2 separate regions of the Homo sapiens genome follow, and region 1 is linked to region 2. Evidence: read pairs that join two places in POLR2A ChIA-PET (ENCODE). Cell type or tissue: PC-9. All regions are shown on one strand. Links, peaks and the distances in the headings refer to the core of each region. The heading gives the core; the rest is flanking DNA.

Region 1 (5,377 bases), core at 198-5,197, 780 kb before region 2:
CATCTGTAAACCAGGCCTGAGTCTTCTCTTCCTTTGTCAGCTGATCACAAAGAACTCTCCATAAGGTCATAGTTGCAGACTGGGAGAGAGAAGGCATTGGAGGAGGAGTAAGAACCATGGGTATTTGGGCTACTTCTTTTTATTTATTTATTTATTTATTTATTTATTTATTTATTTATTTTTAAGATGGAGTTTCACTCTTGTCGCCCAGGCTGGAGTGCAATGGCCTGATCTCGGCTCACTGCAACCTCTAACTCCTGCGTTCAAGCGTCAGCCTCCCGACTAGCTGGGATTACAGGCACCCACCACCACGCCCGGCTAGTTTTTGTATTTTTAGCAGAGACAGGGTTTCACCATGTTGGCCAGGCTGGTCTCCAACTCCTGACCTCAGGTGATCCACCCATCTCGGCCTCCCAAAATGTTGGGATTACAGGCGTGAGCCACCGTGCCCAGCCTGGGCCACTTCTTTATGTAACTCACTTATGCCTACAGGGCCCACTTGTGCTCAATCACTTATACACCACTTCCATTTGATGATGGAGTATTGCTGTGCACACCAGCTTTATGGCTCAGTGGTCTTTCACCACGTAATAGTATTTATGGGACTCTATCTTAAGAGAATAGTTCTAAATAAGGGGCAGCGTGTATTTTATAATGGCAAAAGCTGAAGACCACATGGATGTTCCATTATGATGCAAAAGTTACAAAACCCAGAGTCTAGTCACTTGATGTGACATTATACAGTTATTAAAATTGAAAAAAATATTGTAAAATTGATGGAACACATTAATTAATGTCATAACATCAAAATATCCATGATTTAATAGAAAGATAAAAAGCATGATAGTATATAATTACAGCAATGTGTTCTCATTTTTGTTTTTTGAGACAGAGTATCTCCTTGTCGTCCAGGCTGGAGTGCAGTGGTGCAATCCTGGTTCACTGCAACCTCCACCTCCTGAGCTCAAGCAATTCTCCTGCCTCAGCCTCCCGAGTAGCTGGGATTACAGGCATGCACCATCATGCCAGGCTAATTTTTGTATTTTTAATAGAGGCGGGGTTTTGCCATATTGTACAGGCTGGTCTCAAACTCCTGACCTCAAGTGACCTACCTGCCTCAGCCTCCCAAAGTGCTGGGATTACAGGCACCCTTGGGGTCAGATCCAGCCTAGAGCCAGGGGGTGAATGTGGTGAGCAGAAATCAGGCTGGATGTCAGCACCCTCTTCTCCTCCTGGTTACTTCCTTCCCACCCCCTTGCAGGGTGCAACCCCTCTCTAGCACCCATTTATTTTTTGGAGTTGAGGTCTTGTTCTGTGACTTAAGCTGGAGTGCAGTGGCATAATCATAGCTCACTGCAGCTTCAAACTCCTTGGCTCAAGGAATCCTTCTGCCTCAGCCTCCCAAGTAACCAGGACTCTAGGTGTGAACCACTGCACCCAGTTGGCTACCTCCCTTTTCTTTGGGTGAAAGATACTTATGTTTAAGACCAATGAGCTTAGCTGGGATTTAACAAGTTAAGGTAACATGTTCATTTTCACACTATCAATCTAAATTATTTGACATGAAAACTAAAGATTTCAGGAGAATAATAATAACATTGAAAAGATGATAAATAATAATAGCAATAGTAACACAATAATAAAATAAAAGAGACTAAAAGATGAAAGGAGACTGAATAGACTTGACGACCAAGTGGAATGTGCAGTCTTGGGTTGGATCCTGGATCAGAAAAAGAATATCCATGGAACAATTGGAAAAAAATTTGCATAAGGTCTATAGATTAGACAATAGTGTGGTATCGATGTTCATATCCTGAATTTTGATAATTTTTCTGTGGTTATGAAAGCCAAAGCATTTGGGGCATCTAAACCAAGGGGATACAGGAATTCTTTTCCCCATATTTGCAATTTTGTTGATATGGTTTGACTGTGTCCCCACCTCAATCTCATCTTGAATTGTAGCTCCCATAATTCCCACGTGTTGTGGGAGAGACCTGGTGGCAGGTAACTGAATCATGAAGGTGGGTCTTTCCCATGCTGTTCTCATGATAGTGAATAAGTCTCACGAGATCTGATGGTTTTATAAGGGGGAGTTCCCATGCACACACCCACTTGCCTGTCTCCGTGTAAGATGTGGCTTTGCTTCTCCCTGCCTTCTGCCATGATTGTGAGGCCTCCCCAGCCATGTGGAACAGTGAGTCAATTAAACCTCTTTCCTTTATAATTACCCAGTCTTGGGTATGTCTTTATTAGCAGCATGAGAAGAAGTGAATACACTTATTTTTTAAGCCAGAAAAAAAACCCCTAGCAACACACACACACACACACCACACACACAAGCCTAGTCCCTCTACCTCATTTCATACATGAGAACACTGGGTAAACATTTAAGTCACGAGCTCAGAGTCAGACAGCAAGTGGGCAGTGGTGGAGGGAGAATTTGCTTCTGTGAGTTCCTGGCCAGGGTCCACAATCTGCCTCAAATGCATGAGTCAGACCAATGCAGACTCATGGATGAGAGGAGGCTCTTGGAAAATAACTGTGAGCTGTTCTTTTGCAGCAACCTGGGTCTGCTTAGTATGGTCAGACTTGGTTTAAAGACTTTAGGAACTTAGGGTGAGGGATGAGCCAAAACTGTGCCTTAGCCAGGACTAGGTGAAAGGAAGTGTTACATTCATCCCTGAGGATCAGTTCCCTCCAAGGTTTTGTCTTTTAAAAAGTCCATAGTCTTTTGGAAAGCCAAGATGAGATGATCACTTGAGGCCAGGAATTTGAGACCAGCCTGGGCAACATAGCAAGATCTCATCTCTAAAAACATTATAACAATTTAGCCAGGCGTGGTGGCATGCACCTGTAGTTTCATCTACTCAGGAGACTGAGGCAGGAAGATCTGTTGAGTGCAGGAGTTTGAGGATTCAGTGAGCTATGATCACAGCACTGCACACCACCCTGAGATCCTATTTCTCAAAAGTGGAAGAAAGAAAGAGAGAGAGAAGAAAGAAAGGAGGGAAGGAAAGAAGAAAGGAAGTAGGGAAGGAGGGAGGGAGGGAGAGAGAAAGAGAGAAAGAAAGGAAAGAAGGAAAGAGGGAGGGAGGGAGAGAGAGAGAGAGAGAAAGAAAGAAAGAAAGAAAGAAAGAAAGAAAGAAGGAAAAGAAAGAAAGAAAGGAAGGAGAGAGGGAGGGAGGGGAGGGAGAGAGATAGAGAAAGAAAGAGAGAGAAAGAAAGAAGAGAGAAAGAAAAAGAAAGAAGAAGAAAGAAAGAAATAAAGAAAGAAAGAAAGAAAGAAAGAAAGAAAGAAAGAAAGAAAGAGAGAGAGAGAAAGAAAGAAAGAAAGAAAAAGAAAAGGTAGGTCCATAGTCTACTGACATTCTTGCTGCCTGAGAGAAGACCTCAGAGGGGCTGTAAGGAAAATGCCACTGCAAGTTCACCTCACAGTGATCATGATAGTGCTGACCAGAGTGTCTAGGGGATCCCAGAGCTGGAGGCAGAAGTGACTGGGTTCTGCCAGGCTCTTTTGTACTTTGCTCTCAGATAGACAGGAATTTAATTCACTGTACCTAAGATAGCTCTTTCTCTCTATCCAGAAATGAAAGCTATGCCAGATAAACAGCAAATGAAGGGTCCTGAGTTGGGTGATGAGATGTCACCATCTTTCTGATCAATGAATGAGCTGAGGCATGAAGGATGGAGCTGGCTTCACCCGGAACACAGAGACCTCACCCTGAGGGCTGTCTCTCAGTGCATGAGGCTTCAGAGGGCTTAGTGGCTTTGTCTAGCTCAGACCATGAGGCCCATATTCTCATGTGGTCTTTGGTTGGGAGAGGGAGAGTCACTCGCAATGCAGTGGTTGGGCCATGTACTCACAATCACTTGCACTCCTGAAACTATGGGCATCAAGGTGAGACCTATTCTCAAGCTAGTTTGTTCATAAGTGTTTAAGGGCCAAATGCAGTGGCTCAGGCCTGTAATTTCAGCACTTTGGGAGGCCGAGGCAGGTGGATCAACTTGGGTCACGAGTTTGAGACCAGCCTGGCCAACATGGTGAAACCCCGTCTCTACTAAAAATACAAAAATTAGCCAGGCATGGTGGTGGGTGCCTGTAATCCCAGCTACTCAGGAGGCTGAGGCAGGAGAATCGCTTGAACCGGAGAGGCAGAGGTTGCAGTGAGCTGAGATGGTGCCACTGCACTCCAGCCTGAGTGACAGAGCAAGACCCTGTCTCAAAAAAAGAAAAAAAAATAGTGACCTTGGATACTTTATTGCAACATCATTGGATTTAGTCTCTCTGTCTATTAAATAGGAGTGGAGCTGTGGCTAATACTCAACTTACTTCTACTTCTAAAACGTCCTTGTGATTCTGTGAGTTCCCCACCCCCTCCCACACCCACTCACCCAACCCTGACTGTATTCCACAAGCTGCCTGGAGCTTTCAGCAAGAGGATTTCCCTAGAGAATCAAGAACAGCAATTCTGAGCATTCAGCATCTGTAATGGAGTTTTCACTACTCAGGAGAAAATGTAAAAGAAAAATATGGATATTACAACGTACCCAGTGGTGAAACATTGCCAAATATTTTTTCTTTATGATTACTGTTCTTTATTTTGAGATAAGGTGTTTTTTTCTCTTTTATTGATGTGACAATGTTCTTCATTTCTTTTAAAAAATAATAAGAAGAAGAATGAGATGAGAAAGCATCAGCTTTAGTTTGCTATTGGAAGGGAGTTGCCCAGGTTCATTATTGAGCATTCCCACAAGGCGCTATCAGTAGAGTGAGATAAGGAAAATGCCAGGGTGGGTAGGAGCTGAGGACTGTGGTCAGGAATGGCCACCTGATGCCTGCAAAGACCATCCAGACATCAGACTGCTCCTCCCAGGCCTGGAGCTGATGAAATGCTAGCCAAAGAGAAGACTAGATTTCAACCCAAAACGAAATGGGACTTTTCAGCATCTGATAGTCCACAGAAGACAAAAGGATTCAGAGACTTAGGCACAGTGTCAGCAATGGGTGGCTGTTTTCCTAAGACACATGCCCCATGTGGCTCCTTCCCTGCCCCATGCACAGGGAAGGAGCCAACTCTTTGTCTAGATTGTTCAGCAAAGGTGAACAGAGTCTTGCTTGTGTTGAAGGCAACGATCAGATGTGGCAGAAACATCAGATGAAGAGTCACCAAAATCAAATGAATTCAGCTAAAGCAGATGCCTAAAGTCCAGCAAAGCTTGAAGCTACACTAATTCCTACCCTAACTACCATCATCCGCTGAGGTAACCAACCAGAACACCTCAATGCAAACTAATATTTCTTATTTTATACGCTAGTAGGGTCCCTTCCTCTACTTGTTACACTTGTTTATACTCAAAATACCTCAGGTTCACTAAA
Region 2 (5,377 bases), core at 57-5,056:
CTGGCCAGGCGTGGTGGCTTATGCCTATAATCCCAGCACTTTGGGAGGCTGAGGTGGGAGGATTGATTGAGGCCAGGAGTTCAAGACCAGCCTGGGCAACACAGCGAGACATCATCTCTACCAAAAAATATGCATATATACAAAAATTAGTGGGGCATAGTGGTGTGCACATGTAGTCCCAGCTACTCGGAAGGCTTATGCAAGAGGATCGCTTGAGCCCAGGAGTTGGAGGCTGCAGTGAGCTAGGATCACACCATTGCCCTCCAGCCTGGGTGATACAGCAAGACCTTGGCTCTAAAAAAAATAAATAAAAGCTCAGATAGATCCTAAAGCCTGCATTCCTGTTTTGCTGATATATGAACAAAACCAAAGATGTCCCCCACCCTCAAGTGACCCCTGAATGGAATCCACCGTGTCTTTTGCTCAGCCTGGCAATTAAAGCCAACATCAGGACATGCACAGGGCTCTGGAAAATACACTGGGCTGGAAGTCAAGAAAGAGGAATCCGAGGGCCAGTCCAACTGCTTGTTAAGCCTCAGTTTTCTCAGCTAGAAGAAATGGGAGGGGGATAATTAAGTTTTGCAGTTACGGCTATATCATGAATCACTCCAAACTGAGCAGTGTAAAACACCCATTTCTTAGGCTCACAGATTCTGTGGGTCAGGAATTAAGACAGAGCAGAAGGGGAATGGCTTATACCTGCCTCACGGTGTCTGGGGCCTTAGATGGAGGATTTTAACAGCTGAGGCTAGAACAGCTGGGGCTTCTCCAGCCCTGTCTCTACATGGTCTCTCCTTGTGACCCCTTCTGCACGGAGGCTTCTTAGTGTTTCAAAGACACGTGTCCTGACAGAGAGGCTGAGGAAGCTTCGCCACCGTAGGTGACACAGCCTCAGAAATCACATTGCAGCTGGGCACAGTAGCTCACGCCTGTAATCCCAGCACTTTGGGAGGCCAAAGTGGGTGGATCACCTGAGGTCATGAGTTCGAGAACAGCCTGGCCAACATGGTGAAACCCCATCTCTACTAAAAAAAAAAAAATAGCTGGCTGTGGTGGTATGTGCCTCTAATCCCAGCTACTCGGGAGGCTGAGGCAGGAGAATCACTTGAACCCGGGAGGTATAGGTTGCAGTGAGCTGACATCGTGCTACTGCACTCCAGCCTAGGCAACAGAGTGAGACTCCATCTCAAAAAAAAGAAAAAAGAAAAAAAAGAAATCACACTGCATTCGTTTTGCAGCTTTCTATTAACTAGGCCATTAAAAAGTCCATCCAGGCCAGGTGCAGTGGCTCATGCTTGTAATCCCAGCACTTTGTGAGGCAGAGGCAGGTGGATCACTTGAGCTCAGGAGTTCCAGACCAGCCTGGGCAACATGATGAAACCCCGTCTCTACAAAAAAAAAAAAAAAAAAAAAAATTAGCCAGAAGTGGTGGCACGTGCCTGTAGTCCCAGCTACTCGGGAGACTGAAGTAGGAGGATCACTTGAGCCCGGGAGGTCCAGGCTGCAGTGAGCTGTGATCGTGCCACTGCACTTCAGCCTGGGCAACAGAGTGAAAGCCTGTCTCAAGAAAAAAAAAAAAAAAAGCCAATTCATATCCAAAGGAAGGAAATGTAGACCCCCACCTCTCAATGGAGAATGTCAGTGTCACATCGTAAGAAGAGCATGGGATGGGGTAAGATCAGTGTGGCCATTTTTGGAAAATACAGTATGCCCCAATAATATCTTCCTTAAAGAGCCCGCGCAAGGATTAAGCGCTGTGTGGCTGTAAACTCACTCGGGTGATGTAAAGTATTGCCTTCATATAGCCCGTCTAGTTGAAAGAGGCAGTGTGTACCTAAATCACTCTAATTCAAGAAAGCACATGAAAGAGATGAGTTGCTACAGACGGGGAGATTAATAAGGATGTAATGTAATTAGGAAGAATGAACAGGTGGACAGACCAGGATGAATGAGAGAAAGTCCTCTGCAAATAGTCAAGGGCTTGGTATTTCAGTGATTGCGATAATGATGGCTGTAATCTGGAGAGAAATATAGGAAGACACATGAATTGCCCAACTTTTTTACTCTTGGAAAAAAACATCACTTCCCCATCCCAAATCTAAGATGCATTTTTTTCCATTCAGTCAATCATTCATCCAACAACTATTAATGGAGGGTCTAGTACCTGCCAGGCATGATAGAAAACTGGAAGATGAAAAATACTTGGTGTCAGCTCTTAAATGACCGGTCCAAAGTGGGTACAGACGGAGAAAGTTGGCAAATGACACATGTATACGCTGCACCCCGCTGCACCCTGCTACTTTTCCCAGGTTGAATTCGACTCTGGAAAACAAATCCCCACCAGCTAGGGCTCTTGTCCTTGCTCAACCTCCACCAGAGAAGGACGCTAGTCCCCAGCCACAGCTAGGTTGCCCTGCAGTTTCCTTTTCTCTCTCCTTTTTGGCACTTCTCTAGCTCCTGCCCTTCCTCCGGGGCTGGCCTCCGCGGTCACGATCCCCATGTCCGCCTCCAGTCCTTCTTCCCCACCCAACCGGGGGTTAACATTTTCTAATGTTCCCTGCAGGGTTTGAAGTGCAGCTGTTACTGCCATTTGGAAATGGCTTTTTCAAAAAAAAAAAAAAAAAAAAAAAAGCTCAGCTCCTTCTTGGAAACACCCACAGTGCCATCCTCTGGCGAAAGTCAGGAATTCCACCTGCTGCAAGCTTCACGCTGCAATTAGGGGATGGCCTTTAAATGTCTCCTTGGAGATACTTGCAAAGAACTCCCCCGCTCCGCATGTGACCTCTCTATCTCCCGCAGCAGGAGTCTAGAGGTTAGTTCTGCTTCCCACGTGGAAATTCTAGGAATTGAAAGCAAGTTGCCAGGGAGGCTGGGTCCTCAAGGAAAAAAGGAGGAAGGGATGTTACAGCCCCAGGATATGAGAATGAAACTCTTTATTCTCTCTTTTGGTCAGCAGGCGAGAGGTTGTTTGTTTGTTTGTTTGTTTGTTTGTTTGTTTTTGAGACAGTCTCACTCTGTCACGCAGGCTGGAGTGCAGTGGCACGATCACAGCTCACTGCAACCTCCACCTCCTGGGTTTAAGTGATTCTCCTGCCTGCCTCAGCCTCCCGAGTGGCTGAGATTACAGGCATGCGCCACCGTGCCTAACTAATTTTTGTAATTTTAGTAGAAATGGGGTTTCACCATATTGGCCAGGCAGGTCTCGAACTCCCGACCTCAGGCAATCCACCCGCCTTGGCCTCCCAAAGTGCTGGGATTACAGACGTCAGCTACTGCACCTGGCCAGCAGGTGAATTTATTGTGCAAAACAAGAGTGGAGTGAGTTGGAAGACTCTCTCCCCAGACATGGGTTCACTGGCAGAGGAGTGATGCTTGGAGAGACAAACACGCAGTGAGGCCAGTACCCCGATTGGAACTCAGTCTGCATTGGAGCTTTCTGCCCAAGAAAAAAAAGGAATTAAGAAATCTTAGGCCTCCCAAAGGCCAAGAAGGGACGATAACTTGAGGCCAGGAGTTCAAGACCAACCTGGGAAACATAGCAAGACCCCAACTTTAGTTAAAAAAAAACAACAGCAGATGTTTACATGTAGGTCATACTTGTTGGTATCTGGTATTTTCTCCATAAGTAAATTTAGATTCACCTATTCATTTGTCTAGATTCATTTGTTCCTTCAACAGATAGTTTTTGGTGCCTGGCGCTAACCCAGTGCTAAGAATACCAAATACACAAAAGTTCCTGTGTTTGTGGAGGAAAAGGAGACACAGAATAAAAAAAAAATAGGTAAGTAAACCACATAGGATATTAAGAAGGTGCTAAGTAAAACAGCCACAGCCACAAAAAGCAACAAGGAGTGATGGGGTGGTGATGGGGGAAGACCTGGAGATGGTGAGGAATAACCTTTGGCTTCTGGAGGAGAGAGGGAACTCCAGGCAGAGGGAACAGTGCGCACTAAGTCCCTGAGATGGGAGGGTACTCGCCATGCTTAAGAAACCATCAAGGAGCCAATATGGCGGCAAGAGAGAAAGTGAGAAGAATAGATGAAGAAGACGCAGAGAGATCTCTGGGTCCAGATACTATAGGAACTTGCAGGCCATTACAGATGTTGACTTTTCCTCTGATGAAAGGGGATCCTTGCAGGGTTTTGAGGACCTAGTCTGATTTCTATGTTAACCTCTGCACACATTCTGCTGCACGTTCAGGGCACAGTGGTAGAAATGGTACAACAGTTGGGAGGCTGTTACAGTAATCCAAGCAAAAAGAAGAGTGTGGATTGGACCAGGGTGGTAGCAGTGTGGGTGGTAAGAAACAGCTGGATTCAGGACACAGTAGTCCCTGGTTTCAATTACCTGCAGTCAACTGTTATCCGAAAATAGTAAATGGAAAATTCCAGAAGTCAACAATTTATAAGTTTCAAATTGCATGCTGTTCCGAGTGGCGTGATGAATTCTCTCACCATTCTGCTCTGTCACACCCAAGATGCGAATCATCCTTTTGTCCAGTGGATCTATGCTGTCTACACCACCCACCCAATAGTTACTTAGTAGCTGTCTCAATTATCAGATGGACTGTCATGGTATCACAGCATTGGTGTTCAAGGTCAATAGCAACCTAACGCTATGTCACGATGCCTGAATCATCCACCTCACTTCTTCTCAAGATGTAGGTGTTTTATCATCTGGTATCATCACAAGAAGAAGGAAAGGTACAGTACAATAAGCTATTTCATGAGAGAGAGAGATCACATTCACATTACTTTTACTAAAGTGTATTATTATAAGTTGGGTGCAGTGGCTCACACCTGTAATCCCAACACTTTAGGAGGCCAATGAGGGTAGATCCCTTCAGCCCAGGAGTTAGAAACCAGTCTGGGCAACAGAGCGAGACCCTCATCTCTACAAAAAAAATTGAAAAATAGCCAAGCGTGACAGCACACGCCTGAAGTTCCCAGCTATTCAGGAGACTGAGGTGGGAGGATCACTTGAGCCCAGGAGGTGGAGGTTACAGTGAGCAGTCATTGCACCACTGCACTCCAGCCTTGGTGACAGAGTGAGACCCTGTCTCCAAAAAAAAAGGATATTATTATAATTGTTCTGTTTCCTTATTATTGTTGATAATCTCTTACTGTGCCTAATTTATAAATTAAACTCTATCATAGGCATGTAGGAAAAAGCATAGTATCTATAGGATTCGGCACTACCCACAGTTTCAAGCATCCACTGGGGGTCTTGGAAGGTATCCCCTGTGGATAAGCAGGAAATACCGCATGTTGTGATGGTGGAACCAAGTATGGATAATACTGTAAGGTCAGATGTGCTGCAAACAGAAAGAAGGTAGGCAAGGAGGACTCCAGGGTTTTTAGACTGAGCAGCTGCAAGG

What was found. Peaks named below come from ENCODE experiments on the same cell type or tissue, not always from the same donor. Only the 100,000 strongest peaks of a DNase experiment are listed, where the experiment ranks them.
Region 1: POLR2A ChIA-PET joins it to region 2 with 7 read pairs; 1 of 35 experiments calls an interaction of 5 or more read pairs at or near these places.

What each region holds. Positions count from the first base shown.
Region 1 is chr7:68,266,702-68,272,078 of GRCh38, reverse strand. The region is part of intron 2 of LOC105375341 (a long non-coding RNA gene); the gene reads left to right. It also overlaps the pseudogene MTND4P3. Among named protein-coding and RNA genes, the nearest start is that of LINC01372, 930 kb to the right of the region's middle. In PC-9, for the core only: no CTCF peak of the experiment used is centred there; a DNase peak (open chromatin) is centred at 2,528.
Region 2 is chr7:67,481,709-67,487,085 of GRCh38, reverse strand. No RefSeq gene overlaps it. Among named protein-coding and RNA genes, the nearest start is that of LINC01372, 150 kb to the right of the region's middle. In PC-9, for the core only: CTCF peaks have their summits at 2,489 and 2,688 (motif pointing left); a DNase peak (open chromatin) is centred at 2,655; H3K27me3 peaks cover 1,490 bases.